Linked DNA regions of Homo sapiens: region 2 is linked to region 1. A link is a contact called in ENCODE Hi-C or POLR2A ChIA-PET data. All regions are on one chromosome and are shown on one strand. The core of a region is the stretch at or near the end of the contact, and the rest is flanking DNA. Distances in the headings are between cores, read along the strand shown.

The links. Hi-C counts contacts between places; a loop is a spot of excess contacts on that map. ChIA-PET counts read pairs that join two places held with the same protein, here RNA polymerase II (POLR2A). Pooled maps may share reads with other maps.
Region 2: a loop to region 1 is called in a map of K562, with 29 times the contacts of the local background. The contact joins the enhancer-like site here to the promoter of NECAP2 in region 1. A Hi-C loop is called at or near these places in 2 of 168 maps with a recorded cell type or tissue (GM12878 and K562), 1 of 37 single-sample maps with no recorded cell type and 10 of 50 pooled maps. POLR2A ChIA-PET finds 5 or more read pairs at or near these places in 1 of 52 experiments (CD4-positive, alpha-beta T cell).

The regions. Positions count from the first base shown.
Region 1 is chr1:16,438,910-16,443,325 of GRCh38, forward strand. It overlaps NECAP2 (NECAP endocytosis associated 2), which reads left to right and starts at 1,815. Exons shown (of 8, transcript NM_018090.5): 1 at 1,815-1,944. The coding sequence starts at 1,853.
Region 2 is chr1:16,947,966-16,952,395 of GRCh38, forward strand. CROCC (ciliary rootlet coiled-coil, rootletin) reads left to right here. Exons shown (of 37, transcript NM_014675.5): 18 at 366-559; 19 at 834-961; 20 at 2,988-3,157. Among named protein-coding and RNA genes, the nearest start is that of CROCC, 28 kb to the left of the region's middle. Within about 2 kb of position 1,251, at least 9 of the 41 ENCODE cell types and tissues checked have a DNase peak (open chromatin) inside an H3K27ac peak, as active enhancers do.

The DNA.
Region 1 (4,416 bases), core at 565-3,064:
GGAATGAAATTCTGATCCATGCTACATGAAAGAACCTTGAAAACTTGATGCTAAGTGAAATAAGAAACACAAAAGCCCAATATTGTATGATTCCACTTATAAGAGGTATCTAGAAAAGGCAAATTCATAGAGACAGAAAGTAAAACAGAGGTTACTAAGGGATGGAGCAGAAGGAAATGGGAAGTTATTGCTAATGGGTGTGGAGTTTCTGTTTGGGATGATGAAAAGTTCTGGAAAGCATGATATAGTTGCACAATATTGTGAATGTACTTAATTTCACAGCATTGTACACTTAAAATGGTAAATTTTATGTTATGTATATTTTACAATAAAAATGTAAGTGGTTAGATCAATCCTATAATAAAAAGCTTATAAAAAATGAGTAGAAATGGCCAGTCGTGGTGGCTCACGCCTGTAATCCCAGCACTTGGGAGGCCGAAGTGGGCGGATCACTTGAGGTCAGGAGTTCAAGATCAGCTTGGCCAACCAGATGAAACCCCCGTCTCTACCAAAAAAATACAAAAACTAGCCAGGCTTGGTGGTGGGTGCCTGTAATCCCAGCTACTCGGGAGGCTGAGGCAGGAGAATCGCTTGAACCCGGGAGGTGGAGGTTGCAGTGAGCCGAGATTGCACCACTGCACTCCAGCCTGGGCGGCAGAGTGAGACTTTGTCTGAAGAAAAAAAAAAAAAAAAGTAAAAAGGAGAAGGAGAGTGAGAGAGAAAAGGAAAGAAGGGGTGGGGAAAGTTTGGGGTATTCAGTGAATCAGAAGTTTGGGATCAGCTTCACCCCCACATAGGGGCTGGCACATTGCAGGCACTCAACTCAATGAGAGAATGGTAGGGAAGGAGGGATTTTGAGAATTTGGCTAGGGTAGACATTGTATCTCCCAGAATATTCTGGGAGAAATCGAAGTTAAGACTGGAATTCTTCTTCTTCTTTTTTTTTTTTTTTGAGACAGAGTCCCGCTCTGTCACCCAGGCTGAGGTGCAGTGGCACAATTTCAGCTCACTGCAACTTCCGCATTCCGGGTTCAAGCGATTCTAGTGCCTCAGTCTCCCAACTAGCTAGGACTACAGACACACGCCACCAAGCCCGGCTAATTTTTGTATTTTTAGTAGAGACGGGGTTTCACCATGTTGGCCAGGCTGGTCTCGAACTCCTGACCTCAGGTGATCCGCCCGCCTCAGCCTCCCAAAGTGCTGGGATTACAGGCGTGAGCTACCAAGCCCGGCCTGGAATTCTTCTTAAATTACTTGTGTTACTAAACTTTACTTCTTTGAATACAACTCGTTGTTGAGGTTTGGCCACACGGGGCCCTGAGCATATAAGTGGGTTCCCCTAGGGGAAGCATGGAGGGTGGTAGGGTAATGGCATCTATTTAGTCTGGTGGGTCAGGTGCCAGCTGAGCCTTACAGTCAGGAGAGGGAAGGATATTCAGGCAGAGGAGGCGCCGAGGCAAAGGCTGGAGGACAGAGATACTGCAGGGTGGGCTACAGCTTTGCCTCTCGGTCAACTGGGCCCCAGGCCTAAGAAACTGAAGCGATGGGGATGATCCACACCCAGACCACGGGTTACAGAGGGGTCTGTCCATGGCGGGCGCAGGGCGCTTTCTTTGCGTCGGAGGGTGTCTGGAGGGAAGGAGAAGCCTCTGGAGGGAGGGAGAAGCCTCCGGAGGTCGCCCGCCACGTGTCTTGAGCCGGGTTTCCAGCAGAGGGCGCACAAACGAGGCGGTGCTGAGGCCCGCGAGCTGCCGCTCTAGCCGAAACCTGGTCAGAGAGTCGCACCGCTTCCGTCCGTCGGACAGAGGAACGGTGGAAGTCGCCGGAAGTTCGGTGGGCTCCAGGCGTCGCGATGGAGGAGAGCGGGTACGAGTCGGTGCTCTGTGTCAAGCCTGACGTCCACGTCTACCGCATCCCTCCGCGGGCTACCAACCGTGGCTACAGGTGACTACCCACCGCCAGACCAGGCTAGCTCCAATTTAACCCTTTCTCCGCCACCCGGACACACCCACTGCGGGAACCGAGGACAGCCCTGGCCAGTTTTGGGGCGAGGGGGAGCTAATGCTGCTGCTTCTTCCAGTTCCAGGCCCGAGCAGGGAGGTGGATCCAGAGTTTCGCCCGTCTCAGTTCGACGCACGGGACTCCTGGCGGCGGGGAGGGCGTTAAAGCCGTATCTAGCGCTTAGGGACCCCGGTGGGCTGCCGGGTACCCTAAACTTGGTCGGGGGTGGTGATGTCACAGACGCTTCTCTTTCAGCGCTAACCGGTGGCCTTGAAGGGATCCTCGAAAAGCCTTAAGCGGGGAGGTGCCCTATCACAGACGGAAATCCCCGAGAGGAGGGGAGGGAGCCCAGAGCCGGCTGAAAGGACCGGTCCCGGGGAGCTTTAAGGTGACGGTCGAAGCCCAGGGACCCCTTCCTACCCAGATCCCTTCGCACGAATTTCACCCTTGATCACAGCCTGGAGCAGTTGGGAGGACCCCTTCTATATTTCTCTGGTCTCTACCTGAGACGAATAAACACACACGCTTGTAAACATACTGAGTATCTCTGCAAAGGAACACAGGAAACTGCCCTAGGGGAGGGGAACCGCCCTTGGAAGGAAACTTCCTTTCCCTTTTGTGCTGTTTGCGTTTTACTACTCTTTGTATGCGTTATCTATCAAAACGACGAAAAATATTAAAAGAAAAAAGATACACTTCATACAGACAACCTGGCCTATGGCTATTTTGTGCCACTGAGTGGTGGTGGGGAGTGCTCGTATTTGCGGGGGCCTGGGTGGCTCTTGAAGGCGATGGTTGTCCAAGTTTTTCGGAAATACAGGATTGGTCTGCACCCCAAGAATGATGGAACGTCCACATTTCCTCTTGTTACTTTCCAGTTGTGTTACCGTGGGCTCATAGCTGATCTTATGGTGAAAAGATGCGTTAGTGAACATTACATTCATGACATATTTTAAAATAGTATAAAAACAAAAACAACAATAACCAAAATACATTTGTTTTCTGTCATCAAACTGTGGTTGGACCATCAAACCATTGATGGTCGTCTAGCCCCATCTCCTGTTGGGTCTTTTTTTTTTTTTTTTGAGACAGAGTTTCCCTCTTGTTGTCCAGGCTAGAGTGCAATGGTGCGATCTCGGCTCACTGCAACCTCCGCCTCCCGGATTCAAGCGATTCTCCTGCCTCAGCCTCCCGAGTAGCTGGGATTACAGCCATACACCACCACACCCGACTAATTTTGTGTTTTTAGTAGAGATGAGATTTCTCCATGTTGGTCAGGCTGGTCTCGAACTCCCTACCTCAGGTGGTCCACTCGCCTCGGCCTCCCAAAGTGCTGGGATTACAGGCAGGATCCACCGCGCCCGGCCCCCTATTGGGTCTTTAGTAGGATGGATTTGGTTCCTCTTGGTGCCCCAGAGAGCGAGGTTATGAATTGTCAGGGCTGGCTGGTTTAGCTTAGAGGAAACTACCAGTGCCTGCACTTAAGTCTTGGAGCTCTCCTTAGCCTGAATCTCAGGCCTGGTAAGAGGAACAGGAACTGAGTCTGCTGATTTGTGAATTGAGAATCTGCATTTGTGCAGCCCTCAAGACAGCCGCGTCCAGGGTTCTTGAGAACTGGCATAGGGACTTCTAAGAAAAGCCTCCTGGAAACACCTGCGGTTCTTGCTATTTGGGGATTTAACTGACCTTTTCTTAGAACTAAAATGTGAAGTTAATGCTTTAAAAGAGTCAAAACAGCTGGCTGTGGTGGCTCACGCCTGTAATCCCAACACTTTGGGAAGCCTCGGTGGAAGGATCCCTTGAGCCCAAGACTTCAGGACCAGCCTGGGCAACATAGACCCTATCTCTATAATTTTTTTTAATTGGCCTGGTGTGTTGGTACACACCTGTAGTCCCAGCTACTCAGGAGGCTGAGGTGGGAGGATCTCTTGAGCTCAGGAGGTTGAGGCTTCAGTGAGCCGTAGTTGCGCCACTGCACTTCAGCCCGGGTGACAGAGTGAGACCCCGTCTCAAACAAATTAGAGCCAAAAGAGGCATTGCTGTAGGTTCATGGTTTCCTGGGTTTCTTCCTAAGGACCCATTCACTTTTCTCACATGTACTGTTGTTCTCCTTTTCTCTTCTGGTGATTGTTCCATGCTGTCTTTTTCTTTCAAGATAGTCTCACTGGTCTCAAATGGTCGCTCTGACTGCTGCAGTCAAGCAGTGTCAGAAACAGAATCAGGCCCCTGCAGCTGCTGCTTCTATAGAAAGGAAACTGGAAGGAAGTCCTACGTGGAGGAGGACACTGTGGTCTAGAGAGGGGGTCACCAAGTGACAACCCAGTGTGTTTTTGTATGGTTCACACCTAAGAATAGTTTTTACATTTTTTAAATGGTTTGGAAAATTTTTAAAGGAGAGTATTTCATACTGGGAAC
Region 2 (4,430 bases), core at 1-2,500, 510 kb after region 1:
GTAGCAGGGACTACAGGCGTGCACCACCACGCCCGGCTAATTTTTGTATTTTTAGTAGAGACAGGGTTTCACCCCGTTGGCCAGGCTGGTCTTGAACTCCTGACCTCAAGTGATCCACCTGCCAAAGTGCTGGGATTATAGGCACGCACCACCGTACCTGGCTGGGCCCTGGTTTTTGTACACACGTGCATTGCAGATCTAGAGAAGGTCATGACTTGCCCAAGTACATGTAGCACATCAGGGCAGACCCTGGGCTCAAACCCAGGCCTTCTGCCAGGACTGGGTTAGGCCCAGAGTTGGGGTGCTGCACGATGAACAAGCTGGGGGACGCTGGGAGTGCTACTCAGTCTCTGGGTGGGGGCCAGCTCTCCCGGCAGCTGAGCGGGCGGGAGCAGGAGCTGGAGCAGGCCCGGCGGGAGGCCCAGCGGCAAGTGGAGGCGCTGGAGCGAGCGGCCCGTGAGAAGGAGGCGCTAGCCAAGGAGCACGCTGGCCTGGCTGTGCAGCTGGTGGCTGCGGAGCGTGAAGGCAGGACCCTGTCAGAGGAGGCCACACGCCTGCGGTAAGGCCTTGGGCTCTGCCCAACCCGCCCTGGGGGGTCCTCCTGGGGCCACACCATGACCAGCCACACGCAGGCACGGGCCCCCAGGGGCAGTTACTAAGGAGTCTGGCTTGCCGACTCGTCCTAGCTGTGGCTCAGGCTTCCCCAGGGAGTGTGGGCCTGGCCAGGCAGGTAGATTGGCACTTGGCCCATGCCTGGCCACTCCCTGAGATCCACAGTTTCCTGGGGCCAGGGAGGCTGAGTCCCAGGGCCTCAGGGACTGTATGTGCTGCAGCTTGGAGAAGGAAGCCCTGGAGGGCAGCCTGTTTGAGGTGCAACGGCAGCTGGCCCAGCTTGAGGCCCGCCGGGAGCAGCTGGAAGCCGAGGGGCAGGCCCTGCTGCTGGCCAAGGAGACCCTGACTGGTACGAGGGGCTGGGGACTTGGGGGGAACACCAGGTTCCAGCCCAGACTGCAGCCTCCCAAGGTCTGGGGTCTCACAGAAGTTGGGAGCACTGGAGTAGGAGTCTGGCTGGCCTGGGTTCCAGTCCTGTGCCACCACTTAGATCTCACCTTCCCTTGAGCAAGCCCCTTTCCTCTCTGGGCTGCAGATTCCTCAGCTGATGATTGGAGGTGGCAATGCCCACCTTCTAAGCCTGTTGCCAGGATGACGTGGGAAAAGCGTGTAAGGCCGTGGCACGGTGCCTGGCTGAGTCAACAGTAACTGCCGTTCATCGGTCATCAGGCCTGTTAGTCTGAGTTCTCTGTGCTTTTCAGATGACTCTCTTGGCCCCAGAATCCCAGCCCCACTTCCCTGCACCGTTCCCATCCAGTCTCTGAACTCAGGGCTTCTTTCTGCTCACCTAACATTAACTAAGCACCTACTTGGGTCATGGAAATTAATTTTCCTGTCCATGTACACCTGAGCCAGACAGAACCAGGAAGGGAAATGCTGGTGGGTTTCCAACCCGGGAGATGGTTTTTAGATGGTAGCTATACCATTTCCATTCCCTGTAGTCATTTCCATTAATATAAATAGTTAACGTTTGACGGGTATGTTCATGTCAGTCATTAAAGGAGATGCTTTATGTGTAGCTGTGCAGCTGTGGGAAGTTGCTGCTGATCTCTGAGCCTCCATTTCATCATCTGTTAAATGGGGATGAGGATAAACTACATAGGCATGTTATGAAGACAAAATGAGGTTATGTCTAAAATACTTAGCTGGGCGCTTGACCCATAGTAAGTGCTCAGTCAGGAATAGGGTTGTTTTTTGTTTGTTTGTTTTGAGACAGAGTTTCACTCTTGTTGCCCAGGCGGGAGTGCAATGGCACTATCTCGGCTCACCTCAACCTCTGCCTTCTGGGTTCAAGCGATTCTCCTGCCTCAGCCTCCCAAGTAGCTGGGATTACAGGCATGCATCACCATGCCTGGCTAATTTTATATTTTTAGTAGAGACGGGGTTTCGCCATGTTGGTCAAGCTGGTCTCGAACTCTTGACCTCAGGTGATCCACCCGCTTTGGCCTCCCAAACTGCTGGGATTACAGGCATGAGCCATCACGCCCAGCCTGTTTGTTTTTTGAGACAGAGTCTCACTCTTGTTGCCCAGGCTGGAGTGCAATGGTGCGATCTCGGCTCACTGCAACTTCTGCCTCCTGCATTCAAGCGATTCTCCTGCCTCAGCCTCCCAAGTAGCTGGGACTACATATGCCCGCCACCATGCCTGGCTAATTTTTGTATTTTTGGTATAGACAGGGTTTCGCTGTGTTGGCCAGGCTGGTCTCAAACTCCTGACCTAAGGTGACCTACCTGACCCAGCCTCCCAGAGTGCTGGATTACAGGCATGAGCCACTGCGCCCGGCCTATTTGTTTTTTTGAGGCAGAGTCTCACTCTTGTTGCCCAGGCTGGAGTGCAGTGGTGCAATCTCAGCTCACTGCAACTTCTGCCTCTTGGGTTCAAGCGATTCTCCTGCCTCAGCCTCCCTGAGGCTGGGACTACATACGCCTGCCACCACGCCTGGCTAATTGTTGTATTTTTAGTAGAGACAGGGTTTCACCATGTTGGCCAGGTTGGTCTTGAACTCCTGACCTAAGGTGATCCACCTGCCCCAGCTTCCCAAAGTGCTGGGATTACAGGCGTGAGCCAAGGCACCTGACCTAGGGTTGTTATATGTTTGACATCCGTCCCATTTGGGAGGCCTTCTCATCAGTCATTTTATGCCTTTAATGCCATTCTAGGTAGGCAGGAAAGGGGTCAGGGCCAGTGGGCCCATGTAGCATATAGGGAAACTGAGGCCCAGAGAGGGCAAGCCACTTCAAGAGGACCCAAACTAGATGCCAGGCAGGCCCTCTGCCTCTGGGATTTTGCCCATGTGGCTCACCTGGCCTAAGTCTGCTGGCCCAAGGAAAAGTTTCAACCCAACCCTGCCCTTTCCCCCATTCCTCTCGTGCAGGGGAGTTGGCGGGCCTGCGGCAGCAAATAATAGCTACACAGGAGAAAGCCAGTCTAGACAAGGAGCTGATGGCCCAGAAGCTGGTGCAGGCTGAGCGGGAGGCCCAGGCCTCTCTGCGGGAGCAGCGGGCAGCTCACGAGGAGGACTTACAGCGACTCCAGCGTGAAAAGGTTCAGGCAGCTGGGGAGGGGTGGGCAGGACTCTGAGCCAGTGTTTCATCATCGTTCTTGCTCTGCCTCGGTCTCTACATCTGTGAAATGGGACTTCCTCTCTGTTGTGGAGGTCCTGGGGACAGCTAGGAGGACTGGGGGGATGGGGAGGTTGTGGTTCTTATTAGACATGCAGATTCCCAGGTCCCAAATCTGGTCCAGCCCTGGTAATCCTGATGCAGAGGGTCCACAACCACATTTGGGAAATACTGACCTAATGTACAGCAGGAAAGCACTTTCATTTGCTAAGAAGTACTGTTTGCATATGAAGAGCCACTCAGACCTCAGCATATAGAAAGGCAAGGGGCCAGGGAAGTTACTAGAACACTGACTCTGGGTTTGAATTGCCTGGGTTTGAATCGAATCTTGGTCGCTTACTGGTGATGCTACCCAAGGTGTCCGTGCCTTCATTTCCCCACCTGTAGAAATAGGGATAGGATAGTGAAAGGTATTGAAGATGAGCTGAGACCATCTGCATAGAGGGCTTAGCATAGTGACTGGTACTTAGCAAATGCTCCATAAGTTATGATTGCTGGCACTGACATGCTCTCCAGAGTGGCCCTCGGGACAGGGGCCCTCAGCCACCAAATCCTAGACAGGGCTGCCTCTGACAGAGGTGCAGGCTATGACTGCATGGCTCCAGGGCATGCCACTCACCCTGCAGTACCCCTGGCCTTGGGTGGTTGTTACCACGCTTCTCCAGGAGGTGGCGGTAAAGCTCTTTTTTTTTTTTCTTTTTTCTTTTTTTGAGACGGAGTCTTGCTCTGTTGCTTAGGCTGGATTGCAGTGGCGCAATCTCGGCTCACTGCAACCTCCACTTTCTGGGTTCAAGCGATTCTCCTGCCTCTGCTTCCTGAGTAGCTGGGATTATAGGCGCGCCACCACGCCTGGCTAATTTTTGCATTTTTAGTAGAGACGGGATTTCACCATATTGGTCAGGGTGTCTCGAACTTTTGACCTCGTAATCTGCCCACCTCGGCCTCCCAAAGTGCTGGGATTACAGGCATGAGCTACGGTGAAGATCTTAAAGAAGGGGCGGTTTGGCCGGTCGTGCTGACTCATGCCTGTAATCCAGCACTTTGGGAGGCCGAGGTGGGCAGATCACCAGGTCGGAAGATCGAGACCATCCTGGCTAACACAGTGAAACCCCATCTCTACTAAAAATCACAAAAAATTAGCTGGGCGTGGTGGCACGCGCCTGTAGTCCCAGATACTTGGGAGGGTAAGGCAGAAG